Linked DNA regions of Homo sapiens: regions 2 and 3 are each linked to region 1. The links are chromatin loops, found by intact Hi-C in ENCODE. Cell type or tissue: endothelial cell of umbilical vein. All regions are shown on one strand. Links, peaks and the distances in the headings refer to the core of each region. The heading gives the core; the rest is flanking DNA. Region 1 holds the start of SUB1 (SUB1 regulator of transcription). Region 2 has its middle 46 kb from the start of ZFR. Region 3 holds the start of LOC124900954 (a long non-coding RNA gene).

Region 1 (10,841 bases), core at 2,573-7,572:
ACTCAAGTATAGTCTTTGAAGCCTTATTTTACCCTTCCATGTGTTGTTATATTCTATATTTATACTTTAAGGTTGCAACTTCTCCAATCTCCCATACGCTCTCCCCTTTTCTTTTAGCTAAAATTGCTAAGCTTCAGGAGGAAAAAAAAAAGATAGGGAGCCTGCTTCTTTTGAATAAACTTTCGGAAATCACAGGTCTACCAGTGCTAGTCATTACTTACTATTTTACAAAGGATATATACTAATTAGGAAAAACACGACCAACTTATTCTATTTCTAGGATATAAATATCTCTTCAGATATGTAAAGTTCTATGCGATAAAAGACAATTCTGCACGGAAGACTTGACCGCAGAGTGAGACGCTCAGTTATGCTCCACTGAGATGCTCAATTTAGCGAAATTCACCAATTACGGTGCAGCTGTCATCTAATGCAGAAAAAGCCTATCTTGTCAATGGGTTTCAAGTTAGCTTTACTGCGTGCTGATTTAATTAAATGGAAGGGACCAGAGCACAAACTTAGTACAAACTTAAAAATGTACCAAGTCTAAAATTCAGAAAACCTTATGTGCAGAATAAACACCAGTAACTAAGAGAACTGTCAAAATTAACATTTTATGGCCACTCATGATGGCTCACACCTGTAATCCCAGCACTTTGGGAGTCTGAGGCAGAAGAATTGCCTGAGGCCAGGAGTTTGAGACCAGCCTTAGCAACACAGCAATACCTGGTCCCTACAAAAACATTTTTTTTTTAATTAACCAGGCATGATGCCTGTAGTCCCAGCTACTCTGGAGGCAGAGGTGGGAGGACTGCTTGAGACCAGGAGGTCGAGGCTGCAGTGAGCCATGATGGTGCCACCACACTCCAGCCTCGGCAAGAGAGTAAGACCCTGTCTTTAAAAAAAAAAATTAACATTTTACAAAAAAAAATCTGGTAAATTTCTAAATAACGGCAAATAGTGACTTTGGCCTACTTAGAATTCTATGACCCTAGGATGCAAGGCAGTGTTTCTGCAACTTTAGGGTTCCTAATGATGCTCAACAGAAGACTTGTTAAGTCTGATTTAGGGCCTATGAGTATGAATGTGCAAAAAGCATCCTAGGCACTTCTAGTCAAGTGGTCCAGAGACCAACCGTACCTCCAGAAATACCCATTCACATTCTTATTTTTTATTTTTTATTTATTTATTTTTTTAAAGAGACAGGTTCTTGCTATGTTAGCCTGGTTGGTCTTGAACTCTTGGCCTCAAGCAATCCTGCCACCTCGGCCTCCCAAAGAAGTAGGATAACAGGCATGAGCCACCGCGCCCAGCTAGATCCTCATTTTAAGATGTTAATACACCTTTTACTATCCTTCAGAATGGGATATGGACAATATTGTTGAGTATCACCAAAATGACTTGGTGCAGCAGTAGTCACCTTTTTGTCAACCTCACTGTCAGAATCACTGCCAGAAGAGCTTGAAGAAACAAGTTCCTTTGATTTAGGCATCCTGAAAGAAAAATACATTACAAAAATAATTAATAAGGTACTCTACTACTTTCAACTTAGCTCTCCCCCAATCAAAGAAAAAAATCAAGGACAAGTTCCACGGTTCATTCTACCATTTTTGTGGTACTGAGTTGTTACACTGAGCACAAGTTTTAATCTATACCCTTTTAAGTTGCAAATAACACGCAGGGTGCAATGTGCTGAACCCAGTAAGAACAATGAACTAAATGTCATACACTCCTACACCTCTAACCTTTCTCCAGGCCAATGGATCTTTCTATACTTCGTTTTAATGGCATTACACACTATGGGTAGGGTAAACTGCAAGAAGGCAGCAGACAACAATTACTATTAAAACCAGAAGAAATGTAATTCTACTATTACTGCTTTAGACTTCTCATCAACGAGATTGGAACTAACGTAAAATTATTCACTATGGGGAACTGACCCCAACATTTACACAACAGGGAACTAGCTGTACTATGCAAATGTGACATCTAATTAATTTTTACATAATATTTTATTCATATTTTGACTTTTTGGCCGTATCACCAAAATAACGACAGGTACTAATTCAAGAGTACACAAAATTATACGCAATTCAGGCCGGGAACGATGGTTCACGCCTGTAATCCCAAAACTTTAGGAGGCCAAAGCAGGCGGATCACCTGAGGTCAGGAGTTCGAGACCAGCCTGGCCAACATGGTGAAACCCTATCTCCACTAAAAATACAAAAATTAACAGGGCACGGTGGCACACCTGTAGTCCCAGCAATTCGGGAGACTGAGGCAGGAGAATCGCTTCAACACCGGAGGCAGAGGTTGCAGTGACACAAGGTCACATCATTGCACTCCGGCCTGGGCAACAAAGCAAGACTCCATCTCAAAAAAAAAAAAAAATCTTACACAATTCACAGCAATTCATTACATTTTACACAGATTTTTCTACTCTGGAACATAATTAAAATTTGAAGAACCTATTTATGGGAGGTGCAAAACCTATTTATGGGAGGTGCAAAACCTTCCCGCAAATTCCTACCATGCTGGTAACTTCCCAGGTCCCCCCAGAGACATAGATAACTTAGTGCCTTGCTTACAAGTGGGTGTTTACTGAGTGCCTGAGTGCAAGTTTGCAGAAAGCAAACTATCAGTAAGCCTAAGCCCCAAATTTCAAGGAATTCCAAGATACGTGGATACCTCTATTCAAGGCACTTATAACACCAGGTCATAAAACGCTGATTATCAAAATATCTTTTGCTCTCCCCATCTCAGAAGAGATTAGGTCCTATTAACCCATTTATGCCAGAGGTTGCAATTTTTTGAATTTATGCAAGCAGACCTTGGCGATGATCTTGAGCAGTAGCACATAAATAACTCCCACATGCTTAGCGTTCCAATAATGGAACACTAGGCATAAATTAGCTAATTTCTGTATGCGTTAAAGGGCCTAATAAACACATCACACACTGTATTTGTTTAATACAAGAAAAAAAGACTTAAAATTCCTCCTTAAAAAAAAATCATAAATAATCTAGCTCTCTAGATGAAACTTGCATTAGCACTGACATTGCATATGTTCCAAAATAGGAGGTCAAGGAAAAAGAAGTGGGCCACCCCAATCCTAGCCATTAAATTCAAAAAGCTCAATCTGATTTTAACTGGTAATGTCTTCAAGGGTAAATTCAGAAGGGAAAAGCAATGTTCATGACCACGTTTTATCCGTTTTTCCTGTTTCTGCTCCATTTTGCAACCTCATCTCTAAAATCAATTTAGTTAAGTTTTTTATGCTAATTAATACGACAAAAAGATATTTTTTAAAAAGGTAATTAAATTGAACATAATTTTTCACTTTGAAACTGTCGATCATAACTACCGTCTGTTATCAAAAACTGCCTGGGGGCCTAAGAATTTTTCAAAGAACCACCTGGTACTCAACCCAAAGAAGTCCACTGGAGAAGAAAGGTAACGGTAACTAAAACCAGCCTCTAAACTTTTAACAAATATATATTTACCTTAATGAGCCTGTTCCAATGTGGGGGTGGGGGGAGAAGCAGCTTGTAATTCAAGTAACTGATACTGAAACCACTATTGTAGAATTTATACAAAACGCAACTTTAAAAAGAGAAACGAAATCTTCAGCCTTTGCTGATTGAGGGAAAGATCAGAAAAAAACGAGGTGAAAATGAACCAGGACTGAAGGGCACACGACTTCGGTATAACAGGAAGGTGACAAGCACAAGACCAGGGAAGGGGTCGCGCGGCCCCAGCAAGCCGCTAGAACCCCGTGGCTAGCAGCCGCTCGGGCGAGGGGAGACAGGTTGGTCGGAGGGGGCGTGGGAGGCGGCGAAGTGCGGAGAAGACGGCGTGGGAAGGGGCGGGATTTGCACCAAGCGCCATTTTCTTCTCTCGAAGCGTTCCCTCCCCCTGCACATCAGCCGTTCTTCCCCCGGCCCCCTCCCGCCCGCATCCGCTCTCCCAGTCTCCAGAGCGCCCCGCTCAGGGCGAGGGGCGGGGGAAGAGTAGGTAACCGCACGCGCCCCACCTAGGCAGGCCGCCGCCGCATTGTCCCGGGGACGCCGCGACTCTCTCCCCGCGACTCCTCACTCCCCGGCCGCCCTCAATCTACCGCCCCGGGCCGCAGCGCCCGCCGCCTCGACTCGGCTCCCCGGGGACAGGAGTCTACCGCGGAAGGGCCCACAGCGCGTCAGGCGTGGAGTCAGAAACGGAGAAGGGGGCCGGGGACGCCGAGGGGAAGGGGGAGGTAAGGCAGAGCCGCCATTTCCCGCGGCCATTGCCGGCGAGAGGAGTGGAGGGCCGAAGGCAGCTCACGGCCCGGCTGGGAGGGTGGGGGCCCCGAGGAGTAGGGGTAGGGGGTCCCGCGCACTCACGCTTCGCTCGGCTCTAGCAGTCGAACACCCTCTTGGTCGTTCGCTCGCGACTGACAGAGAACCGGAAGTGACGGCAGCCAGGAGACGCCGGCCCCGCCGCGCTGGGGCTGCGGTCACGTGATGGGGCGTGGCCTCCCCACAGAAACCAACACTTAGACCCTTTCCAGGGCCTTAAAGGGACCGCGTCTCTTCCTAAATGGGTGACGCGAAAGTCAGATGTTGGAAGATTACATCTGACCCTTGAGAGAATGAAAGAGCTAATATCCTTCCTGTAGGAGATAGCTTAAAAAAAAATTAAAAAAAAGGAAAACGCCAATAAAACATGAGTGACAAGCGCCAAGCTTTGCGTTTGTTCAATAAATGTTTACTCTAATGAAGCGAAGGGGTCATAATGAAAAAGATCAATACTCTGGCCCATTTTCCCAGAAATGGTCTTCCTACCCCACTTCACCCACCTCAATACATGCCTCTGCCTCCTAAAATCCAAAGGAAGGAAGCTAAAGTCACAGCGTTTAATTCCAGAAAGTGCAAGAAATCTTTGGAGTACTCCTTATTCCTGTATTGAAGTCCTGGAGATGTAAGGGAGTTCACAGAAGGCAAGAGGAATCCATATACAAGCAGGAATATAGCTAAAAGATTATTTGAATATGTATTTGAATGAATACTTCCTACAGCTAAGAATCAATATAAAGGCATATCTATTAACAAAGATTTATCAAGCACCCACTACGTGTCAGACGCTGCAGGAGGCAATTTACATTACTCATCCTAACAAGCATGTTCCAAAGCAGAAATGACTGTTCTCTCCATTTTATAGACGAGGAAACCAAAGTTAACGCCCTATGGAGAGGATATTTCCTGTTACAGCTGAAGCGTGAATTGTCCTTATGTTCTCTCCCTCCAGACCCTATTTTCCTGCCTCAGGTAGAGGAATGGTATGGGATTTTACAAAGTAGAGGATGGAATCCTGTCGAAGCTCAGAATTGCACATCGGAGATGCCACAGAGGCTAAGGAAGGGCAGTGGGTTGCAGAAAGGGAGGAGTGTTTGGATCTACATATGGAGCAGTTAGACCTGTGGTTCCCACCCATCCCACCCTTATAGGAGAAGAGAGTTATATATTCCCTGCAAACATTAAAGCTGGGAGCGGAATGTGTAATGGGGTTGAGACGCAAAGAACACAGCGGATGGAATCAAAGTCTGAACACTAAACGTGAAAGCATCCCCCACACGTCCCTTTCTAGAATTACCTGACTTTTAAAGGATTAAATGCTGACAAAAATACAAACTAATCCCTTAGTTTGTTGTGAAACTCTCCATCATAATGAAATAAAAGAAGCCATGAAAATAAACACTGACATCAGGCGCGGTGGCTCACCCCTGTAATCCGAGCACTTTGGGAGGCCGAGGCGGGTGGATCGCCTGAGGTCAGGAGTTCGAGACCAGCCTGACAAATATGGTGAAACCCCGTCTCTACTAAAAACACAAAAATTAGGCGGGCGTGGTGGCGTGTGCCCAGCTACTCAGGAGGGTAAGACAGGAGAATCATATGAACCTGGGAAGTGGAGGTTGCAGTGAGCTGAAATTGTACTACTGCACTCCAGCCTGGATGACAGAGTGAAACTCCGTCTCAAAAAAAAAAAGAAAAGAAACACTGACATTATGCATTGTCATGGGACACTGCGCAGCTCCACACCTAGCTAAAGAAATGCTTAATATTCAAGGTAAACCACGTACACTTAAACTAATATGGTATCCCCTCCATCTGCAACCCTTCCTGCTTTAACAAGTTTTCATTCAGTTTCTGTGTCACTGAGGGAACCTGGGCAGTGTGCCTGCTGTAGGTTTGGGTTTCGGTTCTCTAAGCGTCGGAGGTGGAGAGCTGTTAAGGAGGTATGCATTTTTAGAAGTAGGGAGACCTGAAACTTTGCATGCAAATTTGTTGGCTCAATTTTCCTGGGTGTGGTACTTTGTAAAACTAATCGAAAATCCTTGATCCTAAGCGTTGCCCATTTTTAAAAGGTAAACATAACTCAAGAAAATAAACAAAAATAATTTTTTACATAGATGAAAGAGGAAGGAAACTTTTTTATTTTAAACAAAATAGGGGCCAGGCGTGGTGGCTTATGCCTGTAATCCCAGCATTTTGGGAGGCTGAGGCGGGTGGATCACCTGAGGTTAGGGGTTTGAGACCAGCCTGCAAACCTGATGAAACCCCGTCTCTACTAAAAATACAAAAAATTAGCCGGGCGTGGTAGCGGGCACCTGTAATGTCAGCTACTCGGGAGACTGAGGCAAGGAGAATCGCTTGAACCCAGGAGGCAGAGGTTGCAGTGAGCTGAGGCTGCACTGAGCCTAGATCACACCCATTGCACTCCAGCCTAGGCAACAAGAGCGAAACTCCGTCTCAAAAAAAAAAAAAAAAAGACAGCAGTTGCTTTCAAATAATAGAATGGGAAGGAGGTGTAATTCACATGCATTTGTACATTGTGGGGTGGGGAATAGCTCCTTTTATAGGCAAATTCCTAGAGGGCATCTTTAAAAGTGAAAGAACTCCCACTTTCCACTCCAAGCCTTGGTCTGGAAGAAGAGGGTGGCACAAAAAGGAATGTGCTGAATTTGGAGAATCTGTAGGTGTCCCAGAAAGGGAGGTAGACTGGGAAGTAGGGCTGAGAAGGGAAATAGCTCACAAACTATGAAAGGGACAGAGCTTGAGGAGGAGACTGCCAGGAAGAAGTTCCTGGAGGCCTGGAGTATGGCACGGGACTGTTAATGCGGTTCCCTCCAAGGCCTTATGCTGTCGACACCCTCCGTTACTCACTTCTTTCAAAGCTTCCGAAAAAGGCTTATTCAAGTATCAGGATATTATTTTGAAATCTTACCCAATGTGGCTTTTGTTACTAGCACTTCCTGCTTTCTGACCTTCACTCTTTCCCCATCCCCCGTTTTCTCAGCTACAGCATTTGACTAGAAGAAGGATGTTAGACCAGAACACACAGACCAGATTCTTGGCTTTTGACTTTTTTAAACTATTAGGATTCCAGGCATAAATTACAGATTTAAGGTAATGTGCTATTAAAGTTTTTTTCTGGCTGGGTGCTGTGGATCCTGCCTGTAATCCCAGCAATTTGGGAGGCCGAGGTGGGTGGATCACTGGAGCCCAGGAGTTGCAGACCAGCCTGGACAACATAGTGAGACCCTGTCTCTACAAAAAATACAAAAAAATGGGCCAGGCACAGCGGCTCACGCCTGTAATCCCAGCACTTTGGGAGGTCCAGGTGGGTGGATCACGAGGTCAGGAGATCGAGACCATCCTGGCCAACATGGTGAAACCCCGTCTCTACTAAAAATACAAAAATTAGCTGGGCGTGATGGTGCGTGCCTGTAGTCCCAGCTACTCAGGAGGCTGAGGCAGGAGAATCGCTTGAACCCAGGAGGCAGAGGTTGCAGTGAGTCAAGATCATGCCACCGCACTCCAGCCTGGTGACAGAGACAGACTCCATCTCAAAAAAAAAAAAAGAAAAAGAAAAAGAAAAAGAAAAAAATCAGCTGGGTGTAGTGGTAAGTTCCTGTAGTCTCAGCTACTCAGGAGGCTGAGGCAGGAGGATTGCTTGAGCCTGAGAGGTCGAGGCTGCAGTGAGCCATGAGTGCGCCACTGCATTCATTCCAGCCTGGGTGACAGCCTGGGTGTTTTTGAGACCCTGTCTCAAAAACAAACAAACAAAAATAGTTCCTTTTAGCCCACCCCACTCGCCTGTAGAGATTATTGCAACTGTGAAAGGGAGGAGTCAGAAGAGAAAGGAGATGAGGCCCCTCTTCAGTGTCTAAGGAGTAGAGAAGTAGTTCTGCTGTCTGTCCCCACACCAGCCCTGGGGAAGGAAGGAAGCATCAAATTCCCAGAGGGCTTAGGGATCTGAGAGAGCAAAGCAAACTGGTGCCTTGCTTTCCAGGCAGCCGAGCTCTCCGAGCTCCTCTGCAACCCAAGCGCCCCTCCCTCCACCACAGAGTTGGGGTAGAGATATCTGTGTGGTGTGTCAGGATGGCCGACCTCAGGCTTCCTCACCGAGTTCAGAGATGCCCCAGGGTACTGCAGCATTCAGGGGAATGTCTTTCTCTTTGGCCAAGAGTGGCACAGATGTGTCAGTGACAGCCAGCAGACCTGGGGAGGACTTGCAGTGAGGAAGAGGAAATCTCACCACCCTCAACTTGCATAGAGTGCTGTAACAAAGGACATCTCAACAAATACCAGTGTGAAGAAGTGAGAAGGATCAAGAATCAGACAAGATGAACTGTTAAGCAAAGGCCAATGATACGGTCTCCATCTGTGTCCCTGCCCAAATCTCATGTTGAGTTGTAATCCCCAATGTTGGAGGAGGGGGCTGGTGGGAAGTGATTGGATCCTGGGGGCAGATCTCCCTCTTGCTGTTCTCGTAATAGTGAGTGAATTCTCACGAGATCTGGTTGTTTAGAAGTGTGTAGCACCGGCCGGGCACAGTGGCTCATGCCTGTAATCCCAACACTTTGGGAGGCTAAGGAGGGTGGATCACGAGGTCAGGAGATCGAGACCATTCTTGCCAACATGGTGAAACCCTGTCTCTACTAAAACTACAAAAATTAGCTGGGAATGGTGGCACATGCCTGTAATCCCAGCTACTTGGGAGGCTGAGGCAGGAGAATCACTTGAACCAGGGAGTCGGAGGTTGCAGTGAGCCGAGATCATGCCACTGCACTCCAGCCTGGCGACAGAGCGAGACTCCATCTAAAAAACAAAACAAACGAAAAAAAAAAACAGTGTGTAGCTCCTCCCCCTTGTCTCTCTTCCTCCTGCTCCAGCAACGTAGGATGTGCCTGCTTCCCCTTCTCCTTCAACCATGATTGTAAGTTTCCTGAGGCCTCTCCAGCCATGCTTCCTGCACAGCCTGTGGAACCATGAACTAATTAAACCTCTTTTCTTTATAAGTTGCCCAGTCTCAGGTAAATCTTTATAGCAATGCGAGAACAGACTAATGCGGCTGTCATGGACAGATGGGGAAAATGGGCCAGACTCTACCACTACCCTTAGTGCTCTGACACCATGTAATCCTACCCCACCTCTGTCCAGAATTTAGGAGAGAAAGGGGGAAAGGGAGAAATTATGAGTTTGACCTGAAATTGGCCACAATTAAGCTTTTACCACTAGGTGAAATGGTGATCATTAAACACAATCATAAGAAAATGAAGAAAGTCACATTTCCTGAGAGCCTGAGTTTGTAGCACAAGAGACATACCAGTAATATACAAAGAAGAGGAAACAAGAAAGAAAGGGAGAGGAACAGGCTTATGTGCCAGGGATGTGGTGGGCACCTAGGGAGGTCAGCCGCCTCTGGTTTAACCTCCAGGCTAAAGCAGGAAAGCAGATCACAGCGTGAATGACTAGGAGAACATAACTCCTTCCAGGTTATTTTGGGAAAACTTAAGAATTCTGGAGGTCCCACGGCACATGGAATGGTAGCACCAACCATTCAATTTGGATATTAAAAGATATGGTGGCTCTGGATGTCTAGAGGTTTTAGGAACACCTAGGATGGGGCCATGTGGATCATACATGCAAAAGAGAAAACAAATAAAACAAAAACCTGGGCATCCTCCAGTTTAGTGAGTCTGAAGAACTGGGAAGGGAGACAGTACAAGGTAAGAGGGTTGTTATGGATTGAATGCTTGTGTTTTCCCCCAGATTCATATGTTGAACCCTTAATCCCAGTGGGATGGTATTATAGGTGGGGACTTTGGGGCATACTTAGTCATAAGGGTGGAACCCTCATAAATAGATTCATGCTGTTATGAGAAGAGACAAGAGAGAGCTTAATTATTCTGTCTCTGTTCTCTGCCATGTAAAGATACAACAAGAAGGCAGTCATCTGCAAACCAGAAAGTGGGCCCTCACCAGATATGCAGGCACCTTGATCTTGGACTTCTCAGCCTCCACAATTGAATAAAATAAGTGTTGTTTAAGCCACCCAGTCTATGTTATTTCTATTACAGCAGACTAAGACGGGGCAATATACACTCTCCCCAAGAGGAGACACAGGGAGCACCTACTCTTTGTAGGGTGTGAGTTATATCCATCAGATGCAGTGATGTGAGAAAAAGTTAAGGCATAAAAAGCCTTGTGGGTGGGGCTCGGTGGCTCACACCTGTAATCCCAGCACTTTGGGAGGCTGAGGCAGGTGGATCACTTGAGGCCAGGAGTTCAAGACCAGCCTGGCCAACACGGCAAAACCCCATCTCTACTAAAAAATACAAAAATTAGCTGGGTGTGGTGGCACATGCCTGTAATCCCAGCTATCTGGGAGGCTGAGGCAGGAGAATCCCCTGAACCTCAGAGGGTGAAGTTGCTGTGAGCTGAGAGAGGGTGAAGTTGCTGTGAGCTGAGATCACACCACTGCACTCCAGCCTGGCTGACAGAGCAAGACTCTGTCTTAAA
Region 2 (10,841 bases), core at 3,645-8,644, 95 kb after region 1:
AGAGATTTTCTTCCCCTTCTCAAATCACATTGATTTTTTTTTTTTTTTTTTTTGAGACGGAGTCTCGCTCTGTAGCCCAGGCTGGATTGCAGAGGTGCCATCTTGACTCACTGCAACCTCAGCCTCCTGGTCCCCAGTTCAAGCAATTCTCTGGCCTCAGCCTCCCAAGTAGCTGGGGTTACAGAACTGCACCACCATGCCCAGCTAATTTTTGTATTTTTAGTGGAGACGGGGTTTCACCATGTTGGCCAGGCTAGTCTTGAACTCCTGACCTCGTGATCCACCCGCCTTGGCCTCCCAAAGTGCTGGGATTACAGGCGTGAGCCACCACGCCGGCCCTAATCACATTGATTTCACACTGGAGAATAAATTAGAGGAGAACCGGCATGGATGAGTGCCCTGCCCAGATCCCCCTGACACTCAAGGCTACACTCTGAAGGCGGCTCACATCTGACACCCACAAATCCTCTTGAAGACTCTTTTCTGGCCACAGGAAGCTGCTTGGCCTGCAGCTGGGGCAATCCTGAAGTGCTGGAGGGTGAACGCCTGTAGAAGCAACCTTTGGCCAACAAAGAGTTGGTGGTTATGGATCTCAACGTCCTCGATCCTCAGGAAGGATGATGCTCGCAATCATTCTGAGGCACACCCTGCCCAACTCCCAGTGCTTTCCCCAGGAGTGAGCTCCAGCTGCCCATGGGAGAAAGGTGCTTGCTCACTCACCTGCACACTTTACTGGCTTCCCTTACCTCCCCATCTTATTCTCCATTCCCTATTGGAGTTTCCTGCAATTATCTCCTGAATCAGCGATTCATACTTGCACTCAAACCCTCATTTCAGGATACTTCAGCGGGAACCTAAATAAAGACAAGTCATTTCATCAAAGTCCAGGGCAGGGTCAAAGAGTGACATGAATGACAAGCTGTAGACACCTCAGGACTACTTTCTCTTCAGTTGGCATCTGAGCCGGCAAACAGAGTGCCAAAGATATACACGAGGATTCAAGTAGGTGAGGGGATGCATCCTTAGCTCCTCTCTGAGGTGTAGCCATAGAGGTGGGAACGTGCAGGGTGGTCGGGAGCTATGGATTCACTGCCTTTTATACCACTCAGTAAGGGAGAGGCCTAATCAGTGCTCAGGGATCTATCTCCTACCACGTGTGGAAATTCTTTTTTTTTTTTTTTTTTTTTTGAGACAGTCTCACTCTGTCGCCCTGGCTGGAGTGCAGTGGCACGATCTCAGCTCACTGCAACATCCACCTCCTGGGTTCACGAGATTCTCGTGCCTCAGCCTCCTGAGTAGTTGGGATTACAGGTGCGCACCACCATGCCTGGCTAATTTTTTTTTCTTTTTTTTTTTTTTGAGATGGAGTCTCGCTCTGTCACCCAGGCTGGAGTGCAGTGGCATGATCTCGGCTCACTGTAACCTCCACCTCCCGGGTTCAAGACATTTTCCTGCCTCAGCCTCCTGAGTAGCTGGGACTACAGGTGTCCGCCACCACGCCCAGCTAATTTTTTTGTGTTTTTAGTAGAAACGGGGTTTCACCACATTGGCCAGGCTGGTCCTGAACTCCTTACTTTGTGATCCGCCCATCTCGGCCTCCCAAAGTGCTGGGATTACAGGCGTGAGCCACTGCGCCCGGCCAATTTGTTGTATTTTTAGTAGAGACAGGGTTTCGACATGTTGGCCAGGATGATCTCGAACTCCTGGCCTCAGGCAATCTACGCGCCTCTGCCTCCCAAAGTGCTGGGATTACAGGCATGAGCCACCGCGCTCAGCCAGGTGCAGAAATTCTTGCTTTGCTATAATTACATTACATTCGGCAAGTGACAGAAAATCAAGCACGTGGCTTAAACAAGTAGGAAGTAAATTTGCCTTTCACATGACAGATTGGTGATCGAGGGTTGCTATAGCACTCCTTCCAAGTTTTGCTTCACTATGTATGACCTCCATTCCCAAAGTCTCCTCATTCTCCAAAATGACTGCCCATAGTCCAGTCATCTCATCCATGCTCCAGACAGTAGGAAGAAGAAAATAAGGAAGAAAAGCCCACTCTCGGCCTTTAAGGCCCCATAATGGATGATTTTTATATATATATATTCTCCACCGCCTATATCCCAGTGACCAGACTCTAGACTCGTGACTCCACCAAGCTGCAAAGAAGTCTGGGAATTGTATTCATTATTCTGGATGTGTGCCCAGCTAAAAATTGAGTGTTCTGAGCCAGGCACAGTGGTGTATACCTGTAATCCAAGCTACTTGGAAGACTGAGGCAGGAGGATCCCTTGAGCCCAGGAGTTCGAGTCCAGCCTGGGCAACATAGCAAGAGCCTGTCTCTAAAAAAGTAATAATAATATCTAGAGAAGAAGAGAACAGACATTGGGGGCAACTAGCAGTCTCCACCACCCCAACCTCAAATAATTTATTGTGTCCTAGGATGGCCCAGGAAGAACAGTATAATTCCTGCTTGTTCCAGAAAGGTGCTTATATACCCACAACAGCGGCTGGCTCTCATGGAGCCCTGTAAACTGAAATGGGGTAGGCAGACAACCGCAAACAGATGGATGTCTCAAGACATGCCAACCTGAATAGATAATGAACCAGGTCCAGGAATCATCTACTGCCATGGCATATGTGAGTCCTCCTACCACCTCCATAGATGGAACCCAGGGAAAGAAAGGGATGCCAAATTGACTCAGAATGTGCTTGCACTGCCTTAGTGAAATGAGGATTATGGTGGACATTAGGGCTGTTCACAAATGTTCTGACTCTTCTCCTTCTGGGTAGATGGTAGGATTTGCATTTCTCTGCCCCCTTGAAGTTAGATGTGGCCATGTGATATACTTTAGTCAATGACCCATGAGCAGAAGTCAGATGTGTCCTGTCCAGGTTGAAGATTAAGAGCCTGTGATAGTTAATTTTATGTGTCAACTTGGCAAGGCCATGGTACCTAGTTTTTGGTCAAACATCAGTCTAGATGTTGCTGTGAAGGTATTTTGTCCTTGTTCAATTTCTTTTGCTTTATTTCATATTTATTACCTTTGCCTCCCCAAATCAATGTTGTGAAGGCATTTGGATGCCTTCCTTAACATTTAAATCTGTAGACTTTGAGTAAAACAGATTACTCCCCATAATGTGGGTGAGCCTCATCCAGTCAGTTAAAAGCATTAAGAGAAAAAGACTGAGGTATCCTGCGGAAGAAATTCAGCCCCCAGACTGTCTTTGGACTATGGCTACATCAACTCTTCCCTGGGTTTCCAGCCTGTCATCCTGCCCTGCAGATTTCAGACTCGCCAGCCCTGACATTGGCGTGAGCCAATAAGGTCTCTGCCTCTGTCTCTGTCCCTCTCCCTTTGCGTCTCTGTTTCTCTCTGTATCTCTCTTCATGTCTCTCTCTGTCTCTGCAACTCTGTCTCTCTCTCATCATGTTCATTGTTTTTTTTTGAGATAGGATTTTACTATATTCCCCAGGCTGGAGATACATATGTGTAGATAGATAGATAGATAGATAGATAGATAGATAGATAGATAGATAGATAGATAGATAGATAGATGGATGCAGAGACAGAGAGAGACATGAAGAGAGATACAGATAGAGACACAAAGTGAGCACGTGTACAATTCCAGTAAACACACTGTGCATGCAGCCCCTACCAAGTGCTGGCAGGCCGCTGCACATGCGGACAGCCCACCCCAAAGGAAGAATCAGGGGAGAAGTAACGCAAGACCCCAGAAGTATGCCAACATATAAAACCCCAAGTCAAAAGGTCAAACCACGTATTTGATCCCTGAAGTCCCCTGCTTGACCCTCTTCCAAGTGTACTTTCCTTCCTTTCATTCCTGCTCTAAAGCTTTTTAATAAACTTTCACTCCTGCTCTAACACTTGCCTCAGTCTCTCCTTCTGCCTTATGCCCCTTGGTCAAATTTTGTCTTCTGGGGAGGCAAGAATTGAGGTTGCTGCAGACCCCCACCATTACGCCACTGTTAACAGGCTGAAGTGTTCCTCCTGTCTCGGCCTCCCAAAGTGCTGGGATTACAGGCATGAGCCACCACATCTGGCGTGGAATTAATATTCTATCCCCATTCTTCTACCCCTTAAGCTTCCCTGGGCTCTAAAATTACCTCTTTTTCTGAATTCAACAAAAATGTTTCATTTGCTTCTTAGGGTAAAAGATCATAACTATGTAATGAGAGGTAATAAGCAAATCTTCTCCAAGGTCTGAACAAGAGCTCCATTTTCCCAAGGGGATTTGCACTTAAAAAGAAGATCTAAAAACAAAACAAAAATCCCACACGAATCAAGCTGTATTTGGTGAAACTCTAGGAAGTGCGACTAAGGAGTTTTCCCGCACTATGGAAAGTAATTTTTCAGAGGTGCTCTGCAGATAGAATCAACACTGTTGGGCATTGCACTTGGGGTTTCTGGGTGTTTCTAAGTGGCAAAGAGCAGGGAATCCTCAGATTCTCTTCCAGAGTTTCCATTTCTCCATCTAGATGGCTCCCAGCAGTGCTGAGTCCAGCTTCTGTAGCTCCCAGTGGGGCTGAGTCCAGCTTCTGTAGCTCCCAGTGGGGCTGAGTCCAGCTTCTGTAGCTCCCAGTGGGGCTGAGTCCAGCTTCTGTAGCTCCCAGTGGGGCTGAATCCGGCTTCTGTAGCTTCACAGCCTCTCCTGTCCATCCTCAGGCCCAGCTACTGGCTGCTTTGTTTTCCACAGGGCAGCTTCCTGGGCTATGTGACCTTTGTCTCGGGGTAAGGTCCTGCCTGAATCCTGGTGCAGAAATATTATCCCTGGGTGTCACATCTCCCCTCTTGCCTCGCCCCAGGAGGCTTACCTCTAATCTCAAATGTAATGTATAGCCATAAGAAATCAACTAGGGGACCACGTGTGGTGGCTCATGTCTGTAATCCCAGCACTTTGGGAGGCCAAGGCAGGTGGTTCACTGGAGGCCAGGAGTTTGAGACCAGCCTGGGCAACAAGGTGAAACCCCGTCTCTACTAAAAATACAAAAATTAGCCGGGCATGGTGGCGCACACCTGTAATTCCAGCTACTGGGAGGCTGAGGTGGGAGGATCACTTGAGCCCAGGAGGCAGAGTTTAGCTGAGCTGGGATCATGCCACTGTACTCCAGCCTGGGCAACAGAGTGAGACCCTGCCTCAAAAAAGAAAAAAAAAAAGAATAAAGAAATCAACTAGGGAACTTATTAAAAATGCAGATTCAGGATTCCAGATTCTGATTCCTTAGGTTGGGATGCAGGCCAGAAAGCTGCATTTTTACAAGCAGCTCAGATGCAGGCAGGAGGCAGTCTTTACTTGGAGAAATAGTGCAAAGGGAGATGGGGTGAGCTATTAGCATCACCCACTCTCTTAAATCTCCGCTCTTTTCTAGTAAGCTCTGACTCTGTTATTGATGCAGCTGGGCCATCTGCTCACAACCTCAAAACGAAACAAATGAAACCAACAAACAAAAGATGGAATGCTGCTTCTAGGAATTTCTGTGCCATTTTTCTCTTTTCTTTCTGTTTACAAAGGGATGGGCCTTTTTTGTGATGTAGTCTTTAGTGACAAAACTGAGGACAAATGATACCCTCCTCTCCCACTCAGTTTTTGCCATATTTGCAGAAGGCTGATGATGTGGCCTGAAAGTAAACACATAAGAAAGAAGCAGCAGCCAGCTCAAAGAATTATCAAATGAAAGCTAGGACAATCAAGAGTTAAACGCAATTGTTAACGCAGTGACTGTTATAAACTTGGGTTAGAACCAGCAGCCGTAGGGGAGAATCAATAGTCAAAATGACATAATCTATTTGGCCAATTGAAGGGTTCATTTCTATGGCCTCTGGGAAGAGGCACAGAGCCCCCCACACCTGGAAGTAATTATCCCAGCCTGGCCTCCTGCCCAGGCCCAAGTCACTTCTCTGACCGAAATCCATGCGCCCTCTCGTGGTGGAGGTAAAGGACGATAGAAAATTGAGAGTTGTTATATTCTTGCATTTCACCGCTCTTCCATTGGACACCCAGACAGAGCTTTTTTAAGGATCTGCAGGTGCAGAGTCCTCCTCGAAGCTGCAGCAGGACCGTGTGAGGTAAAGAAGCTGCAGCAGGACTGTGTGACAGGTAATAGTGTCCTCGCTCTGGTGGCATCCCCAGATTTAGTCTATGCATGTCAAACATTAGTTGGGTACTTTGATACTTCACAAATGCAGACATTGAGCAGCTGTGCTTAAAAGCACAGTTCTTTCTGGCCCAATTCTATACATTAAACCCAGTCAACCCACCGGTGCATGTCACAGAAAGCAGTGAATAAAAATCAAGCCCCGGCCAGGCCCGGTGGCTCACGCCTGTAATCATAGCACTTTGGGAAGCCGAGGCAGGCGGATTGCCTGAGCTCAGGAGTTCAGGACCAGCCTCGGCAAAATGGTGAAACCCCGTCTCTACTAAAATACAAAAAAAAAAAAAAAAAAAAAAATCAACTCCCAAATTCAGCCTGGCACCCAAACTTCAATCCCAATCCTGCCTGCCCAGCTTCCCCAATCCTATGCGGGGTCTGCTTTTCTAGCCCAACACTCAGCCCTCATTATGGATCCCAGAATCTGCTCCCAGGGCAGGAGCTTTCATTCACCCTGCAGCCCTGGGTTCCACGTGGCTGGCATATCCATCCCTCCTCTCCTACAATCCCAATCAGGGAAAATCTCACAACTCATAACCTGAAAATAATAGAAAAAGACCTCAGAACCTTCAAAAGGGGCTATCCATTAGTCAGACACTCTACTCACACACATGATTTTTTCATTTTTAACTGTAAATTACAGAGACATATTCTACTGTTTTAAAAATTCAAATCCAACATACAGAAGCCATTGTTATTCCTGAACTTTCTATATGTTTTCACATACATAAATGTACTAGAGAAATATTGAGTTTTATTGTTTGTGGAGCTTTTTATTAGCATAAATAGGATGATATTATATCTGTCTTCTTTTTCTTTTACAGCTTGATTTTTTTCTTTATATATAAATATATATAAATATATATATATATTTTAAACAGGATCATGCTCTGTCATTCAGGCTAAAGTGCTGAGGCATGATCATGGCTCACTGCAGCCTTGACCTTCTGGGCTCAAGCAATCCTCCTGCCTCAGCCTCCTAAACTGCTGCAATTACAGGCAGGAGTCACCATGCCCAGCTTACAGCTTGACTTTTTAAATTAACAATAAGATATGTTTTATCAATAAACCTTTCCATGTACATTTCTCTGAAGCCATTTAGTTCTTTTTTTTCTTTTTCAGATGGAGTCTCACTCTGCTGCCAAGGCTGGAGTGCAATGGCATGATCTTGGCTCAATGAAACATCTGCCTCCCGGGTTCAAGCAATTCTCCTGCCTTAGCCTCCCGAGTAGCTGGGATCACAGGCACATGCCACCATGCTCTGCTAAATTTTTTGTGTTTTTAGTAGAGATGAGGTTTCACCATGTTGGCCAGGCTGGTCTTGAACTCCTAACCTCAAGTGATCCACCCACCTCGGCCTACCAAAATGCTGGGATTATAGGAATGAGCCACAGCGCCTGGCCTACTTATTTCTCTTTAACTGCTGCATACTACTCCATAGTGCTTAGAAAGCCAAAATAATACTTTTTTCTGCCTTTCCTAAGTCTGGAATCAATGGAGGAATAAGAAAATGGAGGCAGACAGATATAAATCAAAAGCTGACAGTGTTGTTAACAAGCTGATGGGAAAACATAGTTTAAGGGTGCATCTAGAAGGACTTGCCAATATTTTACCCCTGAACAAATACAGACTTACCTGTTGGGCCACAGGCATCCCTGGACATCCAACATGTGTGTGAAACAGGCTTCAGAGCTTGCCACAGAGCAGGGCAAAGGCCAGAATGATCTCCAAGCAAACATCGTGGAAGACGGCAGGGAAAGAACTGAGCAAAGGTGCCCAGGCCCTTGTACTTAAGTCACCAATCAAGCAAATTAGTCCTCTTCTCATAGAGATGAGTGAGTGGATAAGGAGTGGGAGAGAGAACAGGAGTGTTACTCTAGAATATAACTGAGGCCAGGGAAATGGAGATTCCCCTAAACATTTTCCAGATTTTCAGTCGTGCAACCCTTTCAGCTCAAAAATCTGCCAGAGCACAGCTAACTCCCCCTTCCTCCTGGGAGAAGAGATCAGGCATGTACCAGAACGTTCCTGGCTTCTACATTCATGAATCTATTCCCTCAATACCAGCCACTGCTCTTTTGTAGATCTGTCTCGCGGACAGTTTATATTTTGGCCTCAGCAGACTCTAATATGGGTTAGAGCAGCCCATTAACTTCCAGACCATGATATTACCTAAGCCAAAAATGTGCTCCATATTCTGTTTCCCATCAAAAACATGCCCGGTCATATTGTCCAATGTAACTCACTAAAGGTTATACAATTAAATAAAATGACCGCAAAAAGCTACTCCTTTCAAAAATGCAATACCTAACACAATATAGCCCATATATGAAAAACTCACACCTGGCATCATATTAAATAGTGAAAGACTGAAAACTTTTCTTCTAAGATCAGGAACAAGACAAGGATGCATGTTTTCACCACTTCTGTTCAGTAGAGTACTGGAAGTTCTACCGGACCAATTAGGCAGGAAAAAGAAATAAAAGCCATCCAAATTGGAAAGGATGAAGGCATCTGTTCACAGATGATATAATCTTACACTTAGAAAATGATAAACACTCTACAAAAAAACAGAACTAATAAAATCAGCAACATTGCAGGATACAAAATCGACATACAAAAATCAGTTGCATTCCTGTACATTAACAATAAACAATCCAAAAAAAATTAAAATAATTTCACTTACAATAGCATCACAAAGAATAAAATACTTAGGAAAAAACTTAACCAAAGAGATGAAGCACTTGTATATTGAAAACTACAGCTGGGCATGGTGGCTCATGCCTGTAAGCCACCAGTGAGCAAAGATGGTGTCACTGCACTCCAGCCAGACCTTGTCTCAAAAAAACGAAACAAGGCCCGTGCAGTGGCTCACTCCTGTAATCCCAGTACTATGGGAGACTGAGGCGGGTGGATCACCTAAGGTCAGGAGTTCCAGACCAGCCTGACCAACATAGAGAAACCCCATCTCTACTAAAAAATACAAAATTAGCCAGGTATGGTGGCACATGCCTGTAATCCCAGCTACTCAGGAGGCTGAGGCAGGAGAATCGCTTGAACACGGGAGGAGGAGGTTGCGGTAAGCTGAGATCGTGCCATTGCACTCCAGCCTGGGCAATAAGAGCAAAAATCTGTCCCAAAAAAAAAAAAACAAAAACAAACAAAAAAAACCTACAAAATGTTGCTGAAAGATTTAGATTTAGACATAAATAAGTAGGAAGACATCTCATGGATTGGAAGACTTAATATTGTTAAAATGTCAATATACCCAAAATGATCTACAGACTCAATGCAATCCTTATCAAAAGCCCAATACTGTTTGTTTCCTTGTTTGTTTATTTTTCAGGAAAAGAAAAATCCATCCTAAAATCCCTATGGACTCTCAGAAAACCCCGAATGGCCAAAACAACCTTAAAATAGAAGAATGAAGTTGGAGGTATCAAACTTTCTGATTTTAAATGATAGTAATCGCTGCTACAGTAATCAAGACAGTGTGGTACTGGCACAAAGAGAGACATATAGACCAACAGAATAGAATAGAGAGCACAGATATAAACTGTAAGCCCTGGCCGGGTGCGGTGGCTCACACCTGTAATCCCAGCACTTTGGGAGGCCAAGGTGGCCGGATCACTTGAGGTCAGGAGTTCAAGACCAGCCTGGCCAACATGATGAAACCTCGTCTCTACTAAAAATACAAAAATTAGCTGGGTATGATGGCGTGTGCTGGTAGTCTCAGCTATTCGGGAGGCTGAGATGGGAGAATCACTTGAACCTGGGAAACAGAGGTTGCAATGAGCTGAGATCATACCACTTTACTCCAGCCTGGGTGACAGAGTGAGACCCTGTCTCAAAAAAAAAAAAAAAAAAAGAATTAAAATAAACTGTAAGCCCTTACATACATTAATATAATCAAATGGTTTACAACAAGGATGGGAAGACCATTCAATGGGAAAGGGACAGTCTTCTCAACAAATGGTGCTGGAAAACTGGATATCCATATGCAAAAGATTGAAGTTGGAGCCTTCCCTAACACCATACACAAAAATTAACTCAAAATGGACCAAAGCTCTAAGTGTAACAGATAAAACTATACAGCTCTTAGTAGAAAACACAGGGGGAAAGCTTCATGACATTGAATTTGGCAATGATTTCTTGGATATGACATCAGAAGCACAGGGGCCGGGCGGGGTGGCTCATGCCTATAATCCCAGCACTTTGCGGGGCTGAGACGGGTAGATCACCTAAAGTCAGGAGTTTGAGACCAGCCTGGCCAACATGGTGAAACCCCATCTCTACTAAAAATACAAAAATTAGCTGGGCATGGAGGCACGTGCCTGTAGTCCTAACTACTCAGGAGACTGAGGTGGGAGGATCGCTTAAACCTGGGAGGTGGAGGTTGCGGTGAGCTGAGATCACACCATTGCACTCTAGCCTGGGCAACAAGAGCAAAACTCTTTCTCAAAAAAAAAAAAAAAAAAAAAAAAAAAAGCACAGGTAATGAAAGGAAAAATCAACAAAAGGGAGTATATCAAACTTAAAAACTTCTGTACATCAAGGGTCTCAATTAACAAAGTGAAAAGGTAATATATGGGATGGGAGAAAATACTTATAAATCATCTATCTGATAAGAGATTAATACCTACAATATGTAAGGAACTCCTACAACTCAATAGCAAAA
Region 3 (10,841 bases), core at 3,469-8,468, 79 kb after region 1:
AATTTTATATAGTGACATAAGAGTAATGAAACAGAACACCTAAGACACGCCAGCCCTCAACAAACCACCTCTGGCCCAAATGCCCCATCTTTATCTCCTGCCATGGCACCCACATATGTCGGTATTTGGTAAAGATGGGCTCTTCAATTTCAAAGCCCAGTGAGGGAAGAGTCTTCCAAGCTCTGTGAAGGAGATGCAGTCAGCGGGTAAGTGGGCAAGAAATGCATGTCAGATATTGATGGACATTAAGATATTGATTGATTGATATTCGGCCCTCATATCCCCCTTCCCATATCCTTCTGTGTATTTTTTGGAGCCATTAGAATATTATATTTCCCAAACTCCTTCACCAGCTGGGTACTGGATAGATAGGTTCTGCCATTGAAGGGAGATAGAAGGTAGGAAGAAGATGACCCCTAGCCTTCTCTGGCTCTGACAGAAGCAGCCAATTGCAGACAAAAAATGCCAATTGCTGTAGCAGAATGCCAGTTCCAATCGTGGCAGCAGTGACAGCTCCTACTCAGGCCACTTGTCATCTGGAGCAGCTTAGCAGTGAGTGTGAACCCACAGGTGTCAGCCCCAAGTGGTGGCAGGTCCCTTATCTCTAGATAAACCCATGTCTCCATTTTGCAACTCCAGCCCTTACAAAACCTTTGTAACCAGTCCCCTGCATTCAATCCCTTTCTGCTTGAAATATCTAGAATGGTTTATGTTTTTTGGACTGGACTCCTGATTGACACAGCAGGCTTGAAAAAGCCAATCCAGAACTGTCTCCTAACGTTTTAGAATTCTTCTGTTTACATCAGTTGTTCCCAACTCAGTCTGCCTATTAGAATCACCTAGAAGCTTAAAAAACACTGATGCCAGCCTGGCACAGTGGCTCACACCTATAATCCCAATACTTTGGGAGGCCAAAGTTGGAGGATTGCTTGAGTTCAGGAGTTGGAGACCAGCCTGGGCAACATGGCAACATGGCAAGACCCTGTCTCTACTAAAAAGACAAAAAAAAATAGCTGGCATTGTGGTGTGCACCTGTGGTCCCAGCCACTCAGGAGGCTAGGGTGTGAGGATCACTTGAGCACAGGGGGCCAGAGGATGCAGTGAGCCAGGATCACACCACTGCACTCCAGTCTGGGCAACAGAGTGAGACCCTGTCTCACTCACACACACACACACACACACACACACACACACACCCCCAAACTACAAAAACAAAACAAACCCAAAAAACACCACACTGATGCCTATATGCCCTATACTTTCAGAGATTCTGACTAAATTGCTCAGACACCAGTGTTTTTTAAACTCACCCGGGAGATTTTGATGTGCAGCCAGTTTGAGATCCACTGCTCCCTTTTTAAACATTTTCTCTGAGACAGGGTCTTGCTCTGTCACCAGGCTGGAGTGCAGTGGTGCAATCACAGCTCACTGCAATCTCCCCTTCCTGGGCTCAAGCAATTCTCCTGCCTCAGCCTCCCGAGTAGCTGGGATTACAAGCACGTGCCACCATGACCAGCTAATTTTTGTAGAGACGGGGTTCCACCATATTGCCCAGGCTGGTCTCAAATTCCTGGCCTCAAGTGATCTGCCTGCCCTGGCCTCCCAAAGTGCTGGGATTACAGGCATGAGCCACTACGCACAGCCTGAGATCCACTGCTCTCTGTCATGCCAAGCTATTTCTGGCCTTTCCCTATTATCGCGAGTGGACCAGCAGTGGATCCATGGCTACATCAGCCAACTGCAGCAAACTTAGAACAATTATTAAGGTATTATCAACGTAATGAGATTTCAGGTGATTTAATTTTCTTTCTTATACCTTTCTAACTTGTTTTAATGAACATTGTTTTAAATTATTTTGAAGGCAATTTTCACAAACAGAAATGATCTTCCTGTCTTCTCTAATGCATAACTATACCCACATCACTAAATCTAGCACAAGCTAAAATTATATTCCACGAGCCTTGTTTATACATCCTCGAAATTCATTCTTAGAAACATCATCAGGGCTTTTGAAAATGTAAATAAGCAACAGGTTACAGATATGTAGCAATAGTGTTCTCATTGTTGTGGTTGTGTTCTGGGTGAATGGAACCCCTGGGCTGCCCACTCCCAGCTCTAAGCAATCTCATATTTAACCCAGCATGCTGCACAAATGATCATTTTCTATTATCATATCCTTGGTCATTTCACATCCTGCTCAATCCCACCCTGCTCCACCCCAGGCCATGTTGTATTTGGATTTAGGTTAGTGGCATAGCAAAATGAGAAGCAGGTCATGAAGCAATTCCTACTCCAAGGGAAGGACTGCCTCCTTAGGCAGAGGAGAGGCAACCCAACCCTTGTTGGGCAAGAGTTCTTCTTGGGCAACCCTCTTGAAACTCAACCACCTTCCGAGTTTCAGAAGTCTTTGAGGATTGGGATTTGCTGTTGTTGTTAACCCAACTGAGAACCGTGATTTTGGTTTCCAATTTAATCTACTCCAATGCTTCCCTGCTTTTTTCATATCATGGCTCAGTCTAACCCATACTACCTCTAGATCACCATACCAAGCTGTGTACTCATAGCCAGAGACACCAAACTGTCATGCCTTCGGGCTGCTGTTCATGCCATTTCCTCTGGATGATATATTCTTAAGGTTAGGTAAGCCCTGGAAACATACGGGTATTTATTATACACCACACACTTTGCTAGATTCCAGCACTACATTACTCCCCAACCCGTGCCATCAGCTCTCAGTAGCCTGGCCCAATGTCATCTCCCTCACAAAGTTGTTTTTTTTTTTTTTTTGAGACAAAGTCTTGCTCTGTCGCTTAGGCTGGAGCGCAGTGGTGTGATCTCGGCTCACTGCAACCTCCTCCTCCCCGGTTCAAGCGATTCTCCTGCCTCAGCCTCCCAAGTAGCTGGGATTACAAGCGTGCATCACCACGCACAGCTAATTTTTGTATTTTAGTAGAGATGGGGTTTCACCATGTCGGCCAGGCTGGTCTCAAGTTTCTGACCTCAAATGGTCTGCCCGTCTCGGCCTCCCAAAGTGCTGGGATTACAGGCATGAGCCACCATGCCAGGCCCTCCCAGCCCTCCTTCACAAATTTTTCCTGGACTTCGCCACAGAAAAAATTAATGGTTTTCTCAATCTCCATTCCAACACAGTTATTTACACATGAAATAAACCCTTGACATTCATAAATTTAAAATTCCTCATTCAGGCAATTCAAAAGTTAGTCTACAAAGTGAGTCTATGGGGTGTCATCATTTGTCATTTTGCCAAAGCACAAACGGGAATAGTTCTCACTGAAGAGCTGGAGAAGAGTGAGTCTACTTCCTCTTGGAAGCCTTTCCTGATACTCCATCCTACTCAGCCTCAGACTGATAGCCCTCTGAATCAGTTGGGATACTTCCAGCTCTGATGGAAAACGGGAATAACAACATTTAATTTCTCCACAACAAAGAGTCGGAGGTGGGTGGTTCCAGGGTTTGCTCAGCTCCTCAACAATGTCAGGGGTCTGGATCAGGATTTTTGCAAGCCTCTTGGCCAAGTGCACATCATCACATGATATCAGTAGCTCTAAACAGCAGCTCCCCACATAACCTCATTTCAGGTGATAGAGACAGAAGACAGCCAAGAGTCCCAAGTGAAACCCTGCCTTCAAGCCTAAAACAGCCTGAAGGCTGAAAAACCGGTCTGCTGGTCGCAAATGAAGCCTGCTCTTTCCCAGCTGATTCTGAATAATGCCTGCTTGTGCACTGGGAGGATCGGGTGGAGCCTTGGGAAGTTCACACCATTTGCAGGGGGGAAGAGTCTGGCCTCTTCAGTGCCTGTGTGGTAACCCGGGATTCAGTCTGTGAGGGGGGAGGTTGTTGGCAAGACCCCCTCTCACTTTGCTGAGAGTTTTTCTTTCTTTTTCCTTTTTGCCCAATAAATTCCATTTTCCTCACCCTTCTATGTGTCCACAAGCCTAATCTTTCTTAGTTGTGTGACAAGAACCCAGTTTTAGCTGAACTAAGGATAAAGTTCTGGAACCCAGGATGGGATGAAAAGATAGGCCTCCTTTCCATCTTACATTTTACCAAGAAGCAAACAGTTGTCCTAAAACTTCATTGACTTTTCCTTTCATTTAATCAGCCAGAATTTGGTCATGTGCCTAACCCTAAACCAAATACTAGAAGGGGTAAACCAGATGATTGTGCTTGATTGTGATTAGTGATCTTCAGGCCAGCAGCAACAGCGTCACTTGGGAACTTGTTAGAAATGCAAATTCTTGGGCACGCAGGGTGGCTTACACATGTAATCCCAGCAGGGTGGGAGGCCGAGGCAGGTGGATCATTTGAGTCCAGGAGTTCAAGACCAGCCCTGGCCAACATGGTGAAACCCCATCTCTACTAAAAATGCAAAAATTAGCTGGGCATGGTGATGCATGCCTGTAGTCCCAGCTACTTGAGAGGCTGAGGCAAGAGAACTGCTTGAACCCAGGAGGCAGAGGTTGCAGTGAGCCAAGATCACAGAGTGAGATTCTGTCTCAACAAAAAAAAATGCAAATTCTTAGGCTTCACTTAGACCTACTGAATCAGAAACTCTGGGAGTGGGGCCCAGGATTCCTGGTTTTAACAAGCCCTCCATGTGACTCATGCAAGCCAAAATTTGGAATCACTGGCTTAGATGTATCATAGTTAATCCTGAGCCTGGGGGAGGGACCTGAGCATCCTGCCTTTTAGAATAAAATCCAGATTCTACAAACTAAGAAGAGAGTTATGCTGTTGGGTAGATGGCACTCTCCTATTATTTCCGTTTAAATTATCATGATTACATTTATTTACCAGTTGATTTTCTTGCTGACTCCCTGACTCAACTGCATGCTTCCTGAGGGCACGAACTTTGTCTTTTATTAGCATTTCTGTCCCTAACACAATAGAAGGCGGTCAATCAATGTATGCTGGACAAATGGATAAATGGTAAAGTGGTCTCTCCTTTCTAAGTGCCCACCTCCTTAACAGCTGCTTCCTGCTGCTTTCCACTTAAAGAACATTTTCACATCAGTTCATGTCAGTGAGCTGAGAGCTGTCTCTACCAGGGGGTCTGAGAACAATGATTCCTTTGCATATGGGCACAAGTGGAGACTCTGGCTTCCTGAATGCATGTTGGACCTTTATGTGCATTCATTTCTATTCAAGGGTGTCCTTGGAGAGCACTGCTGTACAATAACACAGAACTGAACACGATTGTTGAGCTGAGTTCTGGCTGCTGACTCCTGCCTGGCAATCTTTCTCAGAGGCAGCTGTGTACTCAGAGTCAAACATGACCTGGAAATAAGCCTCCAGGCTTCATCCACAGCAAGAGCAGCATCGAGGCAATGATAGATAGCTGCCCTCATTTTGTTCTGCCCAGCACAGTGACCTGGACAAGCCTCCCGGGCTTTCTGAAGGCACTTGTATTAGGTGTGAGGGACAGAAACCCAAATGCAAAGTGGTGAGAATAAAGAGGTGGGGGAAGACTTACAGCCACATATACCTGCAAAGTCCTAGGGTAGGATCAGTTTCAGCTGCAGCTGGATCCAGATGCTCAATGTCCTCAGGAAACTTCTTTCTTCATTGCTCAAATGCATCTCTTCTAATTGGCTTCATTCTCCAGTAAGTTTTCACAGAACAAGCCAGGAACAGCTCCAGACTTGCATACCATCCACTTGGCATTCGCAGCAGAAAGCCCCTCTTTCACAACAGTGTCAGCAAAAGTCCTGGAGCTGACTCTCCTCATCCTAACTTAAGTCACATGAACATTCCAGGGCAATCAATGGCTTAGGCTGGCGTAAGTGCCCAGCTTGGAGCAGGGGCATTGGGCAGGATGGAATCAGTCTCACCTGAACCACAGGGACTTACAGTGAAAAAGATGCACCCCCAGCCCTTCCCCGCCACCAAATCATAGTGCTGTTACCAGAGGAGGGGGGAATGGCTGCAGAAGAGGCAAAACCCACAGATGCCCCATCTGCCACTGTTCCTTCTTTTGAGTCCTTGAGTAGCACTTCATTAAAAAAGGCACCCACATGCATGCAGAGCTAGGTATCATTTTCCAAAACAGGGAAGGAAATAAAGCACCTCCTAAAGACAAATAGTGCAGACTCTCTTTCTCACTGGCTTGAAATAGCTCCCAGCGCTACAGAGCAGGGCTGAGGGACGGCACCAGCAGCCTCACTCTCGGTGTAATTTAATCCTCCAGAGCATCTGCCCTGAACATTCAGCTCCACGAACACCCACTCCCCCGCCCTCTGCTGTGGTCCACCCCCTCCCTCCCATGGTTTCTTGGCCTGCTTTACTGTCTTTTTGTAATCATCAGCTAACATCTGCTACATTTTATTTGTGGCAGGAAGGATTTTTTTTTCTCCTTTACCCTTCCTCCTCCTGGGGTTGAATGCGAAATAGACTAGAATAACAAAATGAGGCAGACAGGCTTCTTAACATAATAACCTAAAAATGTGTGAAGCTGGGAAGTGTCCAATGTTTGGATCCCTCCCTCCGCGGCTCCCTGAGAGCAGGCCCTCTTTTTCCAGCACTCTCCTGGCTCAAAGCCCTGGATCTATCCAGGAGAGAATGGGATGAAGCTGAGGGACAGACAATTTAAATTGAGGAAAAGGGCAAGGGGTTAAGAGAAGGCAGAGCCCCGTAAGAGGTAGAGATCAGGAATCCAAGGGGGAGAGACGGGGAAGGCAAGATGTTTCTTTGCTGTCTTTCACGGGGCCTGCGTATTTTCCATCTGCAAGTAGAAGATGATGCCAGCTGTATAAGGAGATACAGTCTTTAAATCAATGACCAAATCAAGGATGTAGTCCCTTCCTCCCCGTAGCTTTTACCAGCAGTTTGCAAAATAATAAAATAGCTAAAAGGTGGATAGCAAAGGAAGAAGAAGCAATCTGGCTCAAACAGTTCTAAACTGAGGTTTTCCACACCAGAGAGGAAAACCAAGAGGGAAGCTGGTAAAATGGGGCAGAGATTGATACTGGTGGGCTAGGGAAGGTCTCTAAATGTCAGTGGGACCTTAACCCCAGCCGGTGTCCAGGCTCCTGATGCCATCGTGAGAATGAATTCAACGACAAGTCAGAAAATTGTGAAAGTACAGAGATTTATTGCAAAGGGAAAGTACACACACCAGAAAAAAAGAGTGCATGCATACTCAAGAGAGTGCTGTGATGGGATTTAGCATTTCTGTCTTTATGGATTTCTTAACCAAAGAGTGGAATATTCATGAAGATTCCTGGAAAAAGGTGATCATTTCTCAGAATTGTCATGCTACCCATTTTTACACCAAATACAGGTGTTCCCGGAACTGTCATGGCACTGGTGGGAGTGTGTTGAGTATGCTAATGAGTGCATAATGAGGTCCTAGGAGGCACCTAGGTCAGATCCAGCACCATGTTGGATCCAGTCTATTTTTTTTTTTTTTTTTGAGACAGAGTCTCACTCTGTCACCCAGGCTGGATTGCAGTGGCATGATCTCGGCTCACTGCAACCTCTGCCTGCCGGGTTCAAGCGATTCTCCTGCCTCAGCCTCCCGAGTAGCTGAAACTACAAGCATGCACCACCATGCCCTGCCAGTTTTTGTATTTTTAGTAGAGACGGGCTTTCACCATGTTGGCCAGGCTGGTCTTGAGCTCTTGACCTCGTGATCCACCGGCCTCAGCCTCTCAAAGCGCTGGGACCACAGGCGTGAGCCACCGTGCCCGGCCAGATCCAGCCTATCTTAGCCAGCATGGCCCACAACGTGGTTTTTCTTTTTCTTTCTTTTTTTTTTTTTTGAGACAAAGTCTCACTCTATTGTCCAAGCTGGAGTGCAGTGGCGCGATCTTGGCTCACTGCAACCTCCACCTCCCGGGTTCAAGCAATTCTCCTGCCTCAGCCTCCGGAGTAGCTGGGAATACAGGCATGCACCACCATGCCCAGCTAATTTTTGTATTTTAGTAGAGACGGGGTTTCACTATGTTGGCCAGGCTGGTCTTGAACTCCTAACCTCGTGATCCATCCACCTCGGCCTCCCAAAGCGCTGGGATTACAGGCGTGAGCCAGCACGCCCGGCCCACACCATGGTTTTGCAAAGTCTTTTCAGCCCATAGCCTTTAGTCCTGTGAAACTGCTGTCTGGAATTTTTATCCTCCTGTGACTATCCTGTATTATTCCTGTCTCAGGACCACCCACAAATCTCCAGCTGCTTTGTGGACTCTCTCACGGACATCCTTTCAGACTCAGTGTCTGTACTCCATCAGCAAATCCATGTGTGCCATGGATCAGACAACTACTTCTCTCCCATCACAGGGGGAAACCTATGGGATTATATATTTAGTTATTTTAAAAGCATTTGACTAGTAAATTGCAAAGCACAATGTACCATAAAAAGGATATTTTGCTGATTTCTAAATTCTCTATTAAATGTATTTCTCAAGTGAATGTACTTCTTCTCCTCTATTGAACCTGTAAAACTCCCCTACCTGTGAATACTACGAGTCCTTTTCAAGGAACTCACTCTGTCTTCTCATCAGTTAAGTGGAAGCTGACTTCTCTATTTCTTGGTTTCTTCCAATGGAACCCTTCTTTTCTTCCTACAGACCCCAAGACTCATTTGGTTTTCTTCTCCCTTGGCCCCTGTCACTGCTTCTACTTTCTCTGTCTTTTGTGTCTGTATTGATCAGGATTATTAGTGGCAGAGAAGAACCCTCTCTAACTAATTTAAACACAAAGAGATTAATTAAAGGGGATTAGGTGACCTAATGCTTTTTTTTTTTTTTTTTTTTTTGAGACGGAGTATCGCTCTGTTGCCCAGGCTGGAGTACAGTGGCATAATCTTGACTCACTGCACAGGCTGGAGTACAGTGGCATAATCTTGACTCACTGCAACCTCTGCCTCCTGGGTTCAAGCAATTCATCTGCATCCGCCTCCTCAATAGCTGGGATTACAGGTGTGTGCCACCACACCCGGCTAATTTTTGTATTTTTAGTAGAAACGGGTTTCACCATGTTGGCCAGGCTGGTCTCGAACTCCTGACCTCAAGTGATCTGCCTGCCTCTGCCTCCCAAAGTGCTGGCATTACAGATGTGAGCCACCACGCCCAGCCTGCTAATGCATTTCTGAGAGGACTAGGGGACCAGCTTTGAACTAGGGAACCACCCTGGTAGGTTCTTCTAACAAGAACCTCACTATTGCCACCACGTGCCTCTTAGCATCTCTGACCAGGATTCTCTTTATAATCCCAGCGCATGGTAGTCACATTGTAGACATCTTACAATTTCCAGCAGATGGAGTCTTATTCTAATATACTGGTATACTAATGATTGATGTATTAGAACGGAAGGGAGGTATCAACAGGTAAGGGACTTCAGAGGCCTGAGAGTGGAAGAAGTCGCTGCCTTTAAAATACAAGGAGTGCATGTATTTTACAGATGGAATTGAGGTGCTTCAGGCAAAATTAGGTGTCTTTTTCTAATTAATACAAAGATGCTGTACAGGTTAACCATAACCATACCCATGAAATCAGATATGAAACAATAGAAACTTCACCACACCTGTTTCAGAAAAAAACAAAAACCTCCCCTAGGGGTGCTTTTCAGAAGATGCAACCTTCGAGCCCTCAGCCAGGGTCACACCCTCAGCCAGGGTCTCACACTTCTACCTTGAAGTCTCACCCAGTGGGTGTTCTGGTGGAGTAGCGGTCTCCTGAGGAAGCCTAACTGCAAAGGAGTCTAGTACTCATAGGTTTCTGCTGTCCAGCCCCTGCATATGGGAATTCATGGAATGACGTTCTGCAAACCAATCTGCAGTCACAATCTCAGATTTGCAGTGGAGCAAGCACATCATGTCTCCCTGCTCCCTGCTTTTCGCAGCCTCTGAAAAACACCACTCAGCCTCTGATCTTTAAAAGATCCTGCTGATCCCTGTGGCGTAAATCTGAGAAGCTATGCAGGAGAGAGAAATTCTGGAATCAGCAAAAATGTCCCTTTTTACAATGCGTTATGCTTTGCAACTTACTATTGAATGTTGTATTCTGTTTACAAAGCTGCTGAAAATCTCAAAAAGTTCTCTCTGGATATGTTTCTTTAGTATATTGAAATGCAAACGAGCTCCGTTTCAACTAGGTAATCTGGGCACACACATGAATAATTACCACTCCCACCACCTGATGCCTCATTAAAATGACCGTAAAGGAGGAGAACGCAAAGGAGGTGTCAACAGCTAAGGGTTTCAGAGGCCTGAGAGTGGAGGGTGTCCCCACCTTTAAAATACAGGATGTGCCCGACCCAGGGAAGAAAGTGGGCAGCCCCTCAGAGAGTCTACGTCAAGCGGCCAAGCCGTCCCCAAATAGCAGCTGCTGGGTCCGCTGATTTGCCCCACTTTCCCAGATAGATGTCATTTACTACTCAGAGCACAGCAGGCAGCATGACCCCAATGTTCGCATCAGTTCTGCTGGCCCCCAAGCCTCATGGGGCAATACCAGTGCTGGCCAGGTGAATACTGCCCCTGAGGAACACTGAGTTCATGAAACCCCCAGTTTTCCAAGGGAACCGCTAGCACACCTGCCCCAACTTTGCCCCAGCGGAAGGCACTATCTTTTTTTTTTTTTTTTTTTTTTTTTTGAGCCAGAGTCTTGCTCTGTCGCCCAGGCTGGAGTGCAGTAGGAAGATCTCGGCTCACTGCAAGCTCCGCCTCCCGGGTTCACGCCATTCTCCTGCCTTAACCTCCCCAGTAGCTGGGACTACAGGCTCTCACCACCGCCTGGCTAATTTTTGTATTTTTAGTACAGATGGGGTTTCACCATGTTGGCCAGGTTGGTCTCAAGCTGCTGAACTCAGGTGATCCACCTGCCTCT

The links. Hi-C counts contacts between places; a loop is a spot of excess contacts. Peaks named below come from ENCODE experiments on the same cell type or tissue, not always from the same donor. Only the 100,000 strongest peaks of a DNase experiment are listed, where the experiment ranks them.
Region 2: it touches region 1 in a loop (5-fold over the local background); 96 of 110 quality-filtered maps call a loop at or near these places.
Region 3: a loop joins it to region 1, with 6 times the contacts of the local background. A loop is called at or near these places in 54 of 110 quality-filtered maps.

Annotation. Positions count from the first base shown.
Region 1 is chr5:32,579,164-32,590,004 of GRCh38, reverse strand. SUB1 (SUB1 regulator of transcription) reads right to left here and starts at 4,448. Exons shown (of 5, transcript NM_006713.4): 1 at 4,380-4,448; 2 at 1,421-1,493. The coding sequence starts at 1,492. RefSeq lists silencers at 3,865-4,134, 4,175-4,274 and an enhancer at 7,978-8,037. In endothelial cell of umbilical vein, for the core only: no CTCF peak of the experiment used is centred there; DNase peaks (open chromatin) are centred at 3,924, 4,464 and 7,164; H3K4me3 peaks cover 1,938 bases; H3K27ac peaks cover 1,720 bases.
Region 2 is chr5:32,484,984-32,495,824 of GRCh38, reverse strand. No RefSeq gene overlaps it. Among named protein-coding and RNA genes, the nearest start is that of ZFR, 46 kb to the right of the region's middle. In endothelial cell of umbilical vein, for the core only: a CTCF peak has its summit at 5,939 (motif pointing left); a DNase peak (open chromatin) is centred at 5,884.
Region 3 is chr5:32,500,783-32,511,623 of GRCh38, reverse strand. It overlaps LOC124900954 (a long non-coding RNA gene), which reads right to left and starts at 5,699. Exons shown (of 5, transcript XR_007058719.1): 1 at 5,507-5,699. RefSeq lists enhancers at 1-98, 9,715-10,361. In endothelial cell of umbilical vein, for the core only: no CTCF peak of the experiment used is centred there; DNase peaks (open chromatin) are centred at 5,093 and 6,383; H3K27ac peaks cover 506 bases; H3K27me3 peaks cover 295 bases.